Regions from separate parts of the Homo sapiens genome. Here region 1 is linked to region 2. A link is a contact called in ENCODE Hi-C or POLR2A ChIA-PET data. All regions are on one chromosome and are shown on one strand. Each heading gives the region's core, a stretch centred on a gene start or an enhancer-like site at or near the end of the contact. The rest is flanking DNA. Distances are from core to core; before and after follow the strand shown.

Region 1 (2,700 bases), core at 42-2,541, 310 kb after region 2:
CCAATTGCCTGTTTAGGTGTATACTTTTCTTTCCTCTCTTTTTTTTTCAATAAGTGATATCACTTGTACAAGTTTCTCTGCAGCTTTTTACATTCAACACCGTTATCAGGCTCTAGCTATATCTCTCCATGTGGATCTAGTGCATTCTTTTGACTGGCATATGACGTGTCATGCCACCATTCCATCTCTCGCTCCCCTGTACAGAGGCACACACAGGGTTATAGTGAACATCTCTGTGCAAGCCTCCTTGGAGACATGCCTCAGTTTCTCTGGTCAGAGGTGACTCTTTGGATTCCTATCACTGAGGCAAAGTAAATAGAACCAACTTCAGAAGAGACCAGTGAGGTAGAAGACTTAATTTGTACCAAATATATTCATTCATGTGGGTGGGATAACTTGTAATACAGCTTACTTACCCTAACCTCTGTTTATTACAGTACAGAGGTACAGTATGTCCTATTCTGTACCAAGAAACCAACCGCATAGCATTTTCCTTCATGCAGTGAGTCCTATAAAGGCCTGTTATAGTGTATTATATTGTCATCATCTTCCCCTCCATGGCAGAATGTCCCTGTGCAAGCCCTGACTCATGTGTCAGTGGGCCAGCTGCCTAGAGGCCTCCCTCCCTGTCCGTCTTCCCGCCGCTCATTGCGTTAGCAAGGAACAAGGTGGGGACATCTACCTGGGGGATAGTGGGAGATAGGGGGCAGTATCTACAAGTCACACACAGCCCTGTAGGTCCCAGTTAGGACTTTGAGCTTTGGTGCACCTCCCTGGAGAATATAGACTCTATAAGAAAAATAATTACGTTTGTCTTACTATTGTATCCCCAGTGCCCAGAACAGGGTCTGTCACAAAGAAGGATGAGAAAGCAGAACCAGAAAGATCCACAGGATACAGGAACTCTCCTTTCTCCTGGCCTTGTCTCACTGCACAGATGAGGGGGGAAGTCATGCTTAAAACCCTTTCTGATTTGAAGAGTAATGTGCCCCTTAAGGAGTCTGGAGAGGGGAGGATACTTTCTGTCCTTTTCATACTTTAGTTAAAGTGCGAAAGTCGTAATCCATGTCCAGCCTGCTTTGTGGCATCAGTATTGCAGCCTACTTTTCAGCATTCACATTTGAGGAGTTCCTAGACCACCCCACTTGCAATCCAGTGCACAAAACAGACTTGAGTCTGTTAGATGTAAGAACAAGCAATGTCAAAACCAGAGCTCATTTTCCAGGTAGACAGCCCTGCCCTCCTAGGAAGCCTGCACCTGCAGCAGCAATGTGAGGGGTGAGGTAAAGGGCATCTGGACTTGCCCTTCACAGGCCACACCCCTCACCTGGAGATTTGGGGGTTGGACTTGAGCAGCAGAGTGTACGCAGGCCTCTCTCCTGCTCCTTCAGTTACTCCATCCAGTAGTATTGCATTTCTACTCTCAGCCACTCTCTCAATCCATTTTTCTTTCTGCTTGTTGAGTGGTGACACTTCACTAGCTAAGGAAGGGGAAAAGCCATTGAGAAACGGTGTCGGACCTTTGCAGAGCGGCCAGTCTTCCTCCCACAGTGGTGGCTGCTCTATAGATAACCTCAGGAACCTGAGTCCCCCTGGTGGGGGCAGAAGCATGTGACCAGTAGAAGCCAAAAAGGGGAAAGAACAGAACAGCAGTTTTAGGAGTCTTCACCAAGTCACTGGAGGCAGAGAATGCCTTAGAGTTCACATGTATATGTGCCAGATGAGTGATTCTTTTATCTGATCAACCATCAATATAACGTGGATAGCTTGGAGAAAAACACTGATTCCTGGGCTCCACCTGGAAGTTCTGCTTCAGTAGGTCTGGGTCGGAGTCCAGGAACCTGTGTTTTTAGTGAGCTCCCTCAGGTGATTATGTTTCTCAGCCAGGCTTAGAAATCATCCTGCTGCTGACCTTTGAGGTTCCTTCCAGCTCTGTCCTCCATGCTGACATCCCGGTTGTGTGTGAGGTGGCACAGACCAATTTGTAACCTCTCAGAGAGGGCACGTTCCAAGCAGCTGCTCGTGGGTGACACACACTACTATTGATGTAGGTGTGAAATGCAGATGAAGTTTTTACATTAATTTTTGGGGTAGAAAATACACTGACAGGATTCAACGTTGAAAAAAATGAAAAGATGTACTACAGAGTGTCTTAGTCCCACCCCAGCTCACAGCTACTTAGTTCTCCTCCCTCAAGCAACCATGTTATTAGTTTCTTAGGTATCTTTCCATTGAAAGAAAATACATATTCATATATATATATAATTTTAACAGCTTTTTGAGATAAAATTAACATGCATACAATTCATCCATTTAAAGTGTAATTCAAGCCAGGCGCGGTGGCTCACATCTGTAATTCCAACACTTTGAGATTACAGGCAGGAGGATCGCTTGAGCCCAAGAGTTTGGGACCAATCTGAGCAATATAGCAAGACCCCATCTCTACAAAGAATAAAGAAAAATTAGACTAGCTTGGTGGCATGTGCCTGTGGTCCCAGCTACTCAAGAGGCTGAGGTAGGAGGATTGCTTGAGCCTGGGAGGTGGAGGCATCAGTGAGCCATGACCGTACCACTTCATTCCAGCCTAGGTAACAGAATAAGACCCTGTCTAAAAAAAAAAAAAAAAAATATATATATATATATATATATATATATATATATATGTATGTATATACATGCACACACACACACACACACAAA
Region 2 (2,700 bases), core at 130-2,629:
GGATAGAGAAGGTCTCCAAGATTCTCCCGCTACCTCCTCCCCCTTCCTCTTCCCCACTCTCTGCTGGGTGGAAGCCCCCAGGCTGGGGCTGAAGGCTCTACCGGCACAAGGCCCCCTAACATCGTCCTCTATCCCGGGGCCCCGTCAACATCCACCCAGGCCTGGGCAGTGGCACAGGACAGGGCTCCTGGCTCCAGTGCCCTGAGACTTGTCCCTTGGACACAAGAGGAAGAAGCAAGTTTCAAGTAGCTCTTGGAGGGGCTCCAGGCCAAAGCGTTGCCTCCCCCCGTCCAGGCCCCGAGGGCATGGATGGTCGGCCTTGGGTGGTGGAAGAGGCCGGGTATGTGCCCCCCACACACCTTTAAAGGCCTCACCTGTGCACTTCAGCAAGGCCAGGAGCAGCTGGTTCTTCCCATCTGGAAGGAGAAGGGAGACAGAAAGGGGGACGGGCTGGGAGGGGGCAGCAAGAGGTGAGGGCAGAACCGGGCCCCTCCCCATGGCACCTCCCAAGGTGCTCTGACCCTTCACAGCAAAGCCCTGGCACCCAAGGCTGTGCTCAAGGAGGTTTTATTGATTGTCAGGTAAACTCCAGGAACCCCTGACCTCAGGCAGTGGAACCCCAACTGTGAGCCCCATCTGTACGTGCAAGCCTGGGACACAGATGGAACCAGCCCCTTTAATCCCTGGGCCACAGCCCCTGCCCCACACCTTGTTCACATAAGTATGGTCACACACACGTACAACCTAGATACACACGTATCCATACACACACACACTCACACATCAACAGACACCCAAGTGCATGCCACACACAGAGACACACACATATACTCATACGTAGACTCACATATGTACACACGCAGGTACACATGCGCCCACACAAGCACACAGCAGACACACAAGTGCACACCACACACGTGCACTCATCTGCAGACTCACATACATATGTACACACACAGGTACACACACATCCACACAGACACACAACAGACACACGAGTGCACACATAAGACACACACTCCTAACAGCCTCACATACATATTCTCATCCTACATGGGCATGGCCCTACACACGCCCTGTCCTGCAAAAAAAGCTCAATTCTTCCAGGCCCAACATCCTGTTCTCTTTCCTTAAAAAAGATGCTCCTCGGCCCACAAAAGGGCTTAGAAAGATGTGGAAGGGCTTTGGATTTGGTTTATTAGGTGCCTTCTTCCCCAGGGAGGACTGCAGGACTCAGGGCTGGGCAGGGTAAGAACGAGAGCAGCTGCAGTGGTGCGCTCTTGTCAGGACTCACCACGCCAGGCACCACGGCAGGACTCACCACGCCAGGCAGCCAGGCCAGAACTCACCACACCAGGAAGCCAGGCCAGGAGTCACCACGCCAGGCAGCCAGGGCACTGAGCGCATGACCTATGCTGACTCATTTAATCCTCCTGACCACACGGGAAGGAGGCAGCACTGTGGGCCCATTTGACACAGGAAGAAGCTAAGGCCAGAGGCGTCAAGGAACTCGCCATGATCACACAGCCAGTAAGTGGGTGAGCTGGGATTCAAGCCCTGGTGGTCTGGACCCAGAGTCGATGCTCCTCACTGGTTACACTTTTGGAGAACAGGACAGATCAGAAGCAGCAGAGACTCCGACTCAGAGGCTGCCATTCCCCGAGGGAACAGCCCAGAGTCCTCTAATCTCCCACTGTCCTGGTCAAACATCTCCCTCGTCCGGATCCTTCTAACGCAGGAGTCTCAGACGCAAATGCCGGCAAGGGCCAGGCAGGTGATGTAAGATGCGTGGAGCAGACGCCAAGCCACAGGGAGTGGTGGAGACTGGGGTGAACTGGAAAGCACCTCGGCCCCACGTACACAGAGCGGCCGCCACTCCTCTCCACCAAGGGAGGATGGGAGACTGGGCCTAGAGTCACCAGATCTTCGTGTTGTTCAAGAGCAGCCAGAAATCCAAGTTTCTATGTGAGAACCTTTGTCAAGCTGGAAGCAGAGTCACAGTTTTTGCTGCTGCAGCATCGAAACCTATCTGTGGGCCTGAATCTGGTCAGTGGGCTGCCAGCCGGTGTCCCTCATACCCTGATAATAACAGGAACTCACACATCCAATGCTTTGGAAGCTGAGAAAGAACAGGTTCAGCCTTTTCAACCTCCAAAGTCAGGGCTTTGTTTTGTTTTGTTTTGTTTCTGATTTTTGTTTTGATAGAGACAGGGTCTCACTATGTTGCCCAGGTCTCAAACTCCTGGGCTCAAGTCACATCCTGCCCAGGGCAGGACACTCAGCTGAGAGAGGGCATCACTTCTCTTGTCCTCTCCCTGGTCATGGAGAAACAGGGGTCACAGAACTGGATCCATTCCTGATTCTCTCAGGTTCCACACCAAAAGCCATGGCCCCCTCCCCACCATGATGCACCCTCCCTGCCCACCGACCTTCCACATATCTCTGAATGTTGTCCACCAGGGTCTTGATGGAGTTGGGGAGGTTCCAGGGGTCCTCCTGGATGCTAATCTGGATCAGGCTCCGGCCACGGATTGTACACTCTTCTTTCTGTTTAAACTCTGGGGCAGGAAAGTGGCATGAGGGCCAGGGAAGGGACGGAGGTAGTGTTGGAGAACGGTGGCACAAAGGCCTATGTCCCATCACAGATCCCAGAGCTCATAATCCTAGATCAAGGGAGCTGGCAGGACTCCTGGGCATTAT

The links. A loop is a pair of places that touch in the nucleus more often than their neighbours do. ChIA-PET counts read pairs that join two places held with the same protein, here RNA polymerase II (POLR2A). Pooled maps may share reads with other maps.
Region 1: a loop to region 2 is called in a map with no recorded cell type, with 7 times the contacts of the local background. The contact joins two enhancer-like sites. A Hi-C loop is called at or near these places in 2 of 37 single-sample maps with no recorded cell type and 2 of 50 pooled maps. POLR2A ChIA-PET finds 5 or more read pairs at or near these places in 1 of 52 experiments (PC-9).

Annotation. Positions count from the first base shown.
Region 1 is chr20:48,948,185-48,950,884 of GRCh38, forward strand. All of the region lies in intron 3 of ARFGEF2 (ARF guanine nucleotide exchange factor 2), which reads left to right. Among named protein-coding and RNA genes, the nearest start is that of ARFGEF2, 28 kb to the left of the region's middle. Within about 2 kb of position 1,292, at least 3 of the 41 ENCODE cell types and tissues checked have a DNase peak (open chromatin) inside an H3K27ac peak, as active enhancers do.
Region 2 is chr20:48,637,337-48,640,036 of GRCh38, forward strand. It overlaps PREX1 (phosphatidylinositol-3,4,5-trisphosphate dependent Rac exchange factor 1), which reads right to left. Exons shown (of 40, transcript NM_020820.4): 30 at 2,430-2,558; 31 at 375-416. Among named protein-coding and RNA genes, the nearest start is that of PREX1, 190 kb to the right of the region's middle. RefSeq lists an enhancer at 1,215-1,509. Within about 2 kb of position 1,380, at least 2 of the 41 ENCODE cell types and tissues checked have a DNase peak (open chromatin) inside an H3K27ac peak, as active enhancers do.